Regions from separate parts of the Homo sapiens genome. Here region 2 is linked to region 1. A link is a contact called in ENCODE Hi-C or POLR2A ChIA-PET data. All regions are on one chromosome and are shown on one strand. Each heading gives the region's core, a stretch centred on a gene start or an enhancer-like site at or near the end of the contact. The rest is flanking DNA. Distances are from core to core; before and after follow the strand shown. Region 1 overlaps DLEU1 (deleted in lymphocytic leukemia 1). Region 2 overlaps DLEU1 (deleted in lymphocytic leukemia 1).

Evidence for each region. A loop is a pair of places that touch in the nucleus more often than their neighbours do. ChIA-PET counts read pairs that join two places held with the same protein, here RNA polymerase II (POLR2A). Pooled maps may share reads with other maps.
Region 2: a loop to region 1 is called in a pooled map, with 7 times the contacts of the local background. The contact joins two enhancer-like sites. A Hi-C loop is called at or near these places in 3 of 168 maps with a recorded cell type or tissue (B cell, naive thymus-derived CD4-positive, alpha-beta T cell and psoas muscle), 17 of 37 single-sample maps with no recorded cell type and 13 of 50 pooled maps. POLR2A ChIA-PET finds 5 or more read pairs at or near these places in 4 of 52 experiments (AG04450, HEK293, activated B cell and 1 more).

The regions. Positions count from the first base shown.
Region 1 is chr13:50,365,330-50,370,070 of GRCh38, reverse strand. All of the region lies in intron 2 of DLEU1 (deleted in lymphocytic leukemia 1), which reads right to left. Among named protein-coding and RNA genes, the nearest start is that of DLEU1-AS1, 160 kb to the left of the region's middle. RefSeq lists a silencer at 2,944-3,238. Within about 2 kb of position 3,095, at least 16 of the 41 ENCODE cell types and tissues checked have a DNase peak (open chromatin) inside an H3K27ac peak, as active enhancers do.
Region 2 is chr13:50,137,750-50,143,014 of GRCh38, reverse strand. The region is part of intron 2 of DLEU1 (deleted in lymphocytic leukemia 1); the gene reads right to left. Among named protein-coding and RNA genes, the nearest start is that of DLEU2, 15 kb to the right of the region's middle. RefSeq lists an enhancer at 1,458-2,131. Within about 2 kb of position 2,047, at least 3 of the 41 ENCODE cell types and tissues checked have a DNase peak (open chromatin) inside an H3K27ac peak, as active enhancers do.

The sequences.
Region 1 (4,741 bases), core at 1,846-4,345:
TAGTACCTGTGCCATTTTACATTCCCACCAACAGTGCACAAGCGTTTCAATTTCTCCACATCCTTGTCAACACTTGTTACTTTCTGAAATGGCAGGGATTTCTGTCTATTCTATTTGCTGGTGTATGCTAAGCATGAAGAACAGGGCTTGACATGAAGTCAGCACCTGATAAGTATTCATAGAATTCAACTGTAGAACTGGTGTTGACAAGTGGCCCAGGATGGCCGGGGTTTGAACCTTGGCTTACACACTCAGACACTCCACATGGACACATTATTTGGCCTCCCTGAAGTTCAGGTTGTCATTCATCTGCAACAGCACCTATCTTGAAGGGTGTTGTCAAAGCCCAATAAGATGAGAGATGTAAAGCTCCCTGCCCACTGTGTCTGATACAGGACTCTCTTGCACATTTCCTTCCTTCCACACTGATTCTCTTGAACAGCACATTAAGCTGACTTGGAAAAAGACTATCAGTAATCAAGTTTGGTTAGAGAGAAGTCATTGTCTTTTTTGGTTAAGTTTCATTTGATCACCTCTTGATTTGTGAATCTAAGAGAAATCCCATCGACCCACAACCTCCTACACTGCCTTTTTTCTTCTTCGTAGCACATATCATTACTTGAAAGTATATGCAATGTCTATTATTTTTATCTGTTTATCCATTTTCTCTACCGGAACACAAGCTTCAGGTAGGAAAGGTCTTTGTTTTTCTTGACTACTGCCACATCTACAAGGCCCAGAACAATGCCTGCAACATAAAAAGTCTCAAGAAATATTTGTTAAATGAAGAATTCATTTAAACAGTTACTAATCACCTGTACAGGTATAGGCACTATGCTTACTACTGGGCATCCTATATAAATAAAATACAATTCCTGCCCTCAAGGATCTCACAGTTTAATTAAAAGATGATTATAAACAAATTATTAAATATAGTTTGAGATGCACAGTAAAGGAGCAGGTAAAAAATTATACAAAGAAAAAAGGTATTAAGTCTATCTGGAGGATGTTGTCAAAGAAGGCTTTCATAGGAAAGTGTCCCTTATGAATATTTTGAAGATTAACTAGGGTTGTTTCAGTAGGAAAAGAAGGAAAGGGCATTGTCAATTTAAGTGATAGTTAAGGTCACAAAGACAAGACACATAAGGCTTTATTGTGGAAACAACAAGTAATTTTGTGTAACTAGATATAAAGCTAAAGGGACAGTGTGATGCAACAGGAGCCCAGAGCCCAGAGGGGGCATAAATCATGGAGGCTTATTCAAGCATCATGCTTAGACTTGATGCTATAGATGATCAGAGCCACCAAAAGGCAACACACAAATAGATATTTATTTTAAGGAATCTATATGGCCCTGGTATGGCTGGAGGCCAGTTGGGAACCCCAGAGCTTCCTGGAGGACACCCACCATGGGGATTGGACCAAGCATTCCATTTTCATTCTCTGGGGGCTACAATGGGCTGCTAGACTGGCAGCTGGGTGCTGGACTCAAATTTGAGTCTTCTCATCTTCAAACTCTTCATCTTCTCAAACTGAAACAGCAAATTCTGAGAGTCTGAATCTCTGTTCTGACACTTTAAAGAACACTTTTTCAGGGTCCTAGTCACTGGGGTTTTAGAGCGGCTGCTTGAGTTAGGGTAGTTATATAGAATGTGGAATAAATAGCCATTGGACCTTTGGCTTTAACATTACACATTTCAAATTCTGTTTTATCTATAGAACTAACCTGGCCTATACTTGTGTTGACCCACTAGTAAAAAAGAGAATGTCTATTAAGCTTGGGCCAATTTATACTCTTTGAATGAATGTGTTCTGTATGGTGGGAGGAGAAAGATTTGGCCATACATTGCTACATCCCATGTTGCCTATGGACAAGAGTGTTCCTGACTGTATTCCTTTCCTAGGGCTACCATAACAAAGCACCATACATTGAGCAGCTTAAAACAGAATCATATTCTCTCACAATTCTGGAGGCTAGAGGTGTAAAATTGAGGTGTCAGCAGGGACATGTTCCCCCCTAAACCTGCGGGTGAGTGTCCTTCCTTGCTGCTCTCCTAGCTACTGGTGATTCACTGGCAATTTCTGGCATTCTTTGGCTTGTAACTGCATTAATGCCAGTCTCTGCCTTAGTTGTCACGTGGCATTCTCCTCATGTGTCTCTGTCTTCACAAAGCCACCTTCTTATAAAGACACCAGTCATATTGGGTTAGGGGCTACTCTGGTCTGAATGTTTGTGTCCCCTCAAAACTCATATGTTGAAATCCTAACCTCCAAGTTGATGGTATTAGGAGGTGGTGACTTTTGAGAAGCCATGAGGGAGGAGCCCTCATGAATGGGATTAGAACCTTTATAAAAGAGACCCCGTAGAGCTAGTTTGCCCCTTCCCCTATGTGAGGACACAGTCAGAAGGCACCATCAGTGGACCAGGAAATGGGCCCTCACTAGACACTGAATCTGCTGGTATCTTGATCTCAGACTTCCCAGCCTCCAGAACTATGAAAAATAAATATCTGTTGTTTATAAGCCATCTAGTTTATGGTATTTTGTTATAGCAGCTCAAACAGGCTAAGACATGAGCCCACTCTGCTGTGAGGGAGAACCTGTCCCAGGTCTCTCTCCTGGCTTCTGGTGGTTGGCTGGCAATCTTTGGCATCCCTTGGATTGGAGTTACATCTCCCCACCTCTGTCTTTATGTTCAAGACGTTCTCCCTGTGTACAAATTTCCCCTTCCTATAAAGGCACCAGTTATCTTGGTTTGGGACCCACCCTACTCCAGTACGACTTCATCTAAACTAATTGTATCTACAACGACCTTATTGCCAAATAACGTCACATTCTGAGGAAATGGGGATTAGGACTTCTACACATCTTTTGAGGGGAAGATATCACTCAACCTATAGCGATACCTCTTCTTTTGGCTGTTCAGTTGCAGTATTTAATCCAGTGCGATGAATGTGACAGTAAGTGTCCCAATGTGAATTAAGTCACCAGGCCAGCTCTGCCTACAAAAGCGCATAGTAGCACCATGGTTAGTTACCTCACACCAACACACCAAACAGCTTCACTTTCAAGATGACTGGAGAAGAGGTTGAGTGGGGTTTCATCAAACTTGTGGTCATTCTGACTAAAAGCTGGAATGGGAACTTTTCATTGTCACTTAAGACATAATGGCATTGTTGAACTTTAATGGCACAGCAAATAGAATATCAGTTTATGGGGCACACTCAGGTGCTTCTGTGCTGTCATCTCATTTGAGGCTTTTCAAAGGACAGTGGTGCTTTTAATCACAGCAACACTATATAATAATTAGTAATGACAATATGTACTTTGAGTTGCCCTAGAGGGCCACAGAATCTCAGGCTGCCACCCCTGCAATTAGATTAACAGCTGGCAAAAAGCCAAATTAGGGAGAGAGGGGAGAGATCTACTATCAAATTCAATAGGCGTTTGTTTTGAATTAAGCATTCAACCTCCTGGTGGGGAAATCTGCTCTGATTGTACCCTGCCATTTATATACGTAAAATACGTTAAAAGAAAAATACATATTCTGTACCCTGTTAGCCATTAACAGTTTTCAGAGTTCTTTCTCATTAGGCTATTTCTAATGGGACCCATGAGACTCAAGTTCATGATTGAGGGAGCTGCCCCTATGCCAGAGAAGGTCCCTGAGAACAACCAGGAAGACACAGTTTGTATGCCCCTTATTTATTTTATTTCATTCAAGCAAACAGTTGGCAAGAGCAGACATTTCCTATTGCCTGGGCACTGTTTAATCACTGTTTAAATATTTGCCATCCTGTCTTTGTTTTGGTTAGAATTGCTGAGTTAATGTAATACAGATTTGTACCCTCTGCTGAGTGAAATATAGATTTCGTCTTCTGAACTAGGGCTATGTTCACTGGAAATAGTTTTCTCACTCCCCACCCCCACTGCTTGTCTTTCATTTTATGCATTATATTAATCCTTTTCATAGCTTCTCAAATGCCTACAGGTTACCGACAAATTGCCCCCAGGCAGTTTCAACACTTTCGGTTTCAGCAAACCTGGCCTTATGTGTGACTCATTGTGAAATTTTAAGGACTCTTAAGTCAATCTCTGAGTACCAACTTAGAAAAATATCCGTCCTAGGCAAGAACCTCATCATCTGATGGACATTCTGAGGTTAAGGTAAAATGAGTTTCTGGCCTCAGGCCAGTTTCTGACCGGCAGCGGGTTTGTACCAAGGACCCCTTCTGTTAACGAAACTCTGCAAGGTGGAGCTGGATCCGGGTTAACTTGGCTTCTGTGTAACCTGATTTCCCCCAGGCCTCACAGCCTGGGTATACTTAAACAGTCACCTTAACAGTCATAACTCAGATTTCACTGCCTCTCACTCCCACCTGTTGATAGAGAGCCTATGGCTCCATATTTTACAGAATTTTTATAAAAGTGCATTTCAATTTTAACAGACTCTCAATGTCACACTTCACAAATCGAATGGGATCTGAACAGGAAAGAACTATGAGTATGTGGCAGCATTCTCACTCTTTCTCCTCCTCTCTGATAACCATGATTCAGTTCTCTAGCAAGGCTGTCATTTCCGGCTCCTTCTCCCCTCAGAACAAGCACCCTCTCACTCCCACACTCCTCAGTCCTCAGCAGTAGGTTCTTCTGCAAGAACTTGCAGACTGGCCAGATGGTCAGCTCTCAATCCCAATTGGACTCTACCTTAGGACTCCAGCAGACCTGAAATAGCTGCTCA
Region 2 (5,265 bases), core at 798-3,297, 230 kb after region 1:
TGGGCCTACAGGTGTGCACCACCACGCCCAGCTCTTTTTTGTTGTTTTGTTTTGTTTTGTTTTGTTTTGTTTTGTTTTGTTTTGTTTTTGAGATGGAGTCTTACTCTGTCGCCCAGGCTGGAGTGCAGTGAGGCAATCTCGGCTCACTGCAAGCTCCGCCTCCTGGGTTCACGCCATTCTCCTGCCTCAGCCTCCCCAGCAGCTAGAATTATGGGCGCCCACCACCACACCCGGCTAATTTTTTGTATTTTTAGTAGAGACTGGGTTTCACCATGTTAGCCAAGATGCTCTTGATCTCCTGACCTTGTGATCCGCCCGCCTCAACCTCCCAAAGTGCTGGAGTTACAGGCGTGAGCCACCACACCCAACCTCATTTTTTTTTAAGTTTTTGTAGAGATAGGGTCTAACTATGTTGCCCAGGCTGGTCTTGAACTCCTGACCTCGGGCCAACCTCCAACCTCGGAATTGGTGCTAGGATTACAGACATGAGCCACTGTGCCCGGCCAGATTTTTAAAAATATGTTCTGCAACCTACTTGTATGAGATAAGGGCAGATGAACAGCATTCAGAATAACAGCAGAATTATAATCAAATAGGCGACTGCCAGGTTATGCCACTAAATTTGTATTAAGCCCAATCCCTATACTTTCTACATGCCTGATGCTCCAGAGTAACAATTGTCATTCATAACCCATTGAAGTTCACAGCAGTAATTGTGGTATCCTAAAATGCCTATTAAAAAAGTCAACTAGATTAAATTATATTTAGTATAGTTATACCAATCAATATATCTCATATTTTTTATCATATGTTAACTAATTATAAACTGGCAAGTCACACGTAACGCATCTAATTAGTCAAAAATAGTTCAATACTGACCGTTTAAAACCACACCTGTCTTAGTACAAATATGACAAGTAAAACAGAGATACAGAGCCACACTGACAACCAGGAAGCTATCAGTGCTGCACTGTCTCATCATCCGATATTACATACCGAAATATTTAAGTATTTCCAAATTTTTCCATCAATCCAGATAGCACATCCCTAAATAAACATCAACAATGTCCTAAGTGCAGAAATCAAGCTGGTTTTTCTTATCCTGGATTCCAGAATGTTCTGACCACTGCCCTACCACCACCACCCTCTCCCACACACAGACATTTTCACCCTTTGAGACACTGCAGTGTGAGGAAGAGAATGGAGAAAGAAAGGGAAGTCTCATGACTTCTGAAGTTGAAAGAGGAATTATGTTCTGAAAAGGAGAAAGAAGATGACAGTTTTGCTTAATTCAAATATTGAGTAAATATTGTTGCTTAATCATTTTTTAAAAGAAACATTAGTGGCTATTTTTTTGGCACAACTGTTTTTAAATTTAATTTATAAGGATGACACCATGATGTAATTGAAACTTGTATCACACACAAAAATCACTTTGCCCCTCACGCATAACAACATCCTGCTCCCCCAAACCCAAATCATACCTTTCATAATACGGCCTTAACCTGTGTCCTTAAATACAAAGCAACCTAAATGCTAAAGTGAAGAGCCTAACACAGCTAAACTGGGAAAAACATGAGGTGGAAATGTATCTCCCTTGGAAAAGTAAGTAAAATGTATGTTAAGGAAATGGGTAATTCAGGGAACCCAAATATTCAAACAAATTCCCAGATGTTTGTGCTGCTGTCTGAACGTTTTAAAGAGGAAACAGCTTTTCATTACTTCATGAATCCTCCCTCATTGTGAAGACGATTTCAAAGCCTCCAGCATTTAAAAGGGAAAGTCCGTTCTCAGAGTCGTCGGATTCCCGCTGTGTCTCAGGCACCACAATGTTCCAGAAACTCACGGAAAAAGCTCAGGCCTGTAAACATGTCTGATCTGGATCTCCCACTCCTAAGTCTGTGTTTATATATTGATAATTAAGATGGATTTATGAAGCTCAAATAATATCACATTTCATATTTCTCTAATCAGTATCTCAAAACAATTCAAACAACAGTTATTTTAACATTAACAGCATGGGGAGGACAGCCACGAATCCCCACACCTTCCCCTGGCCATCACATGCTTGCACCGGGAAGTTGTAACTAGCTCTGGCAGTGCCAATGAACAAACGCGGTTAAAAATCAAGCAGAAAACGGCTGAATGTGCACGCTCAGCTACATGATTTTCACTGTCTAAAACTGGGAAAAAAAATCTCAAACAATTTTCACCCAATTTGGCTTGCCTTTCTCGTCTGTAAATTGCAATACTGCCAAGTTACAAGTAAAATATTCTGCCAATTTCTCAGTTTTGTGAGCAAAGAAAAAAAAGAAAGCATACTTTCCCTAATGGAATAAAGTGTGTGTCTCTGTGTTTGTGTGTGTCTGTGTGTGTGTGTGTGTGTGTGTATTTATATTTGATTAATTCAACATCATATGGGACTCCTGTCCAAATTTTTCAAAATACACATACACACACATACTTTGTGTCAGATCATGAAAAGTAAATCTCAAATCCAGATTGAACTCAGAGGGACTAGGAGAAATATTGTTTGTACCTCACTTTCTACTATTGTGCAAGTTAGATAGGATCTACCACTCTTCTAGATCTTTATTCTAACATGACTCATATCACAAATGTGATCGAGTGACTAGTTTTAGCCTCCACAAAAATGAATTTAACTTCTAGAAAAGGTCCCCAAAGCAAATTGACAGCCAAAGACAGTTTCAATTCAGAAGTGCTGGTAGTCATGGTGGTAGAGGTTCTAGGGTAATGTCTCATTGAGATGCGAGGATGAGGCTCTGAACTCAGGAAGGAAACACTCAAAATGTCCTGCAGGCATTATGAACAGCAGCCACTGAATCCACTAATATCCTTCCTCAGACTTCACTGCTTTTTAAAGACAGCAAAATATTGAGATAGATTTTTAATTGTAAATTCTGAAAAACAGCCACACCCAAGACTTTAATACCTCTCTTTCTTCTCAAAGTTAGGAAAGTGGTATGCTCAGTGTCAAATAACTAATGCTCATTAAAAATGGTCAGAATGCCGTTGCAGATGAAAAGTGAAGCTCTGGTGTGTGAAACAAGAACCCAAATGCATTGTCCACAATGTCTACTTCAGTACAGCCATTCTAGAATTTGCCCATGTGCATCAAAAGCCTTAAAAAGTAGCATGCCGTCCAGGCACAATGGCTCACACCTGTAATCCAGCACTTTGGGAGGCTAAGGCGGGCAGATCACTTGAGCCCAGGAGTTTGAGACCAGCCTGGGCAACATGGTGAGACCCCCATCTCTACAAAAAATGCAAAAATAGCAGTGTGTGGTGGCGCATGCCTGTGGTCTCAGCTACTCTGGAGACTGAGGTGAGAAGATCACCTGAGCCCAGGAGGTTGAGGCTGCAGTGAGCTGTGATCACACTCCACTGCACCCCAGACTGGGCAACAGAGTGAGACCCTGTCTAAAAAAAAAAAAGTAGCATGCCATTGTACCCCATAAATAGATACGCCTACTGTGTATGTACCCACAACAATTAAAAATAAAAATAAAAAAATAAGTAGCATGCCATAAATACTAAACAGACACACACTCAGACTACAGGATACTCAATGTAGCACTATTCATAATAGAAAAAAGAGGGGAAATAAGTCAAACTTTCAACAATAAGAACATGTGCCGTAAAACTTAAAGTGTAATAATAATAAAATAAAATAAAATAAAAAATTTAAAAAATAAATAAATAAATAATAAATAAAAGAAATTTGTTAGACAAAATGTGGTACATTCTTCCATCGGTGATGATACAGAAATTTAAAAATCATGTTCTAGAACAATATTTAACAACATAAAATATTTGCATATATTATGTAGTCATAAAAGCAAGTTAAAACATATTTGGATGTTATATATGTTATCCTGCTTCATAAAGACATGAACGGAGGGATAGACATCAATGACAGCATTATCTCTGGGTGATGGCAGGGAAAGTAAATTTTATTTCCTTCGTTAGGTTTTCCTGTATTTTCCAAACTTTCTACAATGACAATACATTATTTATATAATTAGATGAATAATTTTATTTTTAAAATTAGCCGTGTGTGATCCTTACAAGAAAATTGTTTTCTTTTTCCCTCTTGGTCCTATCCCACCACTCACCCCCTAAAATGCAGCCTGAATTTCACCAAGTTTCCTGAACTCAGGTGGGTACTTTTCCTGATTATGTCAAATGGAAACAGTCCTAGAGGAAATTGGACTGTAAAAACCAAATGCTTCATAAGCTCATGTTCAAAGAAGGCAAGTAAGGACCGTGAGTGGCCAGAAGAATCTGGTGATGAAAATGAGCTATTAAATGGATTCATTACCTTGGTTTTCACTAATGAAAATGTTAGCGGCTTTGTGTTCCTCAATTACATTTAGAGGCAAAATGATGGCATTTCATTCATTTATTCAGTCAGTCATCATATACTTACTGTGCACCTCAGATGTGGCTGCCTATTTCCAGACCTGGAATACACAGAAGGCAAGACTTGATGCCAGGCCCCTCAGTCTACTGAATGCATGGCTGTTCTGGTGGTTGTCAGGGCGTCCCTCCTCCTCATCCATCTTCTTCAGCTACTGCAGTTCTTTATATACTAGATTTTTGTTAAAGTTTCATTTGAATAAAACATTCCTTTGCTTAGAAAAAATATGTTCAGAACTTTTTACTGTACTTTTTGTTTTTTTGAGACAGGGTCTCACTCTGTTGCCCAGGCTGGAGGGCAGTGGTGCTATCTCAGCTCACTGAAGCCTTGACCTCTCAGGCTCAAGTGATCCTCCCATCTCAGCCCCAGAATAGCTGAGACTATAGCCACGTGCTACTGCACCCAGCTAATTGTTGTATTTTTTGTTGTATTTGTTGTATTTTTGTGGTTTTGCCATGTTGTCCAGGCTGGTCTTGAACTCCTGTCTTTGCTGTACTCTTATTGGATCGACTAGATGCCCTAGAAATGAGTGGCATCCACTGACAGTTTTAAATGAACTCAGGGGTAAAACTATTAGCCAAAATGCCCCCCGCCATATAATGTTTTATAATTTATGTTGCCTATATCTACTTTGAAGACTTCCCATCAACCTTTCCCATCCATGGCACACTGAATTATCTAAATCTGTTTGAATCCTTAATCTATGCTAGTAGAATATAACCACATCCTTGTCAACATTGTCAGAGGCTGTAAAGCTGTTTTTCTCTAGGCCACCTCACTTTAATCAAGTGGTCTAGCTCTCTTTCCCCAATGCCTGTGTAAGC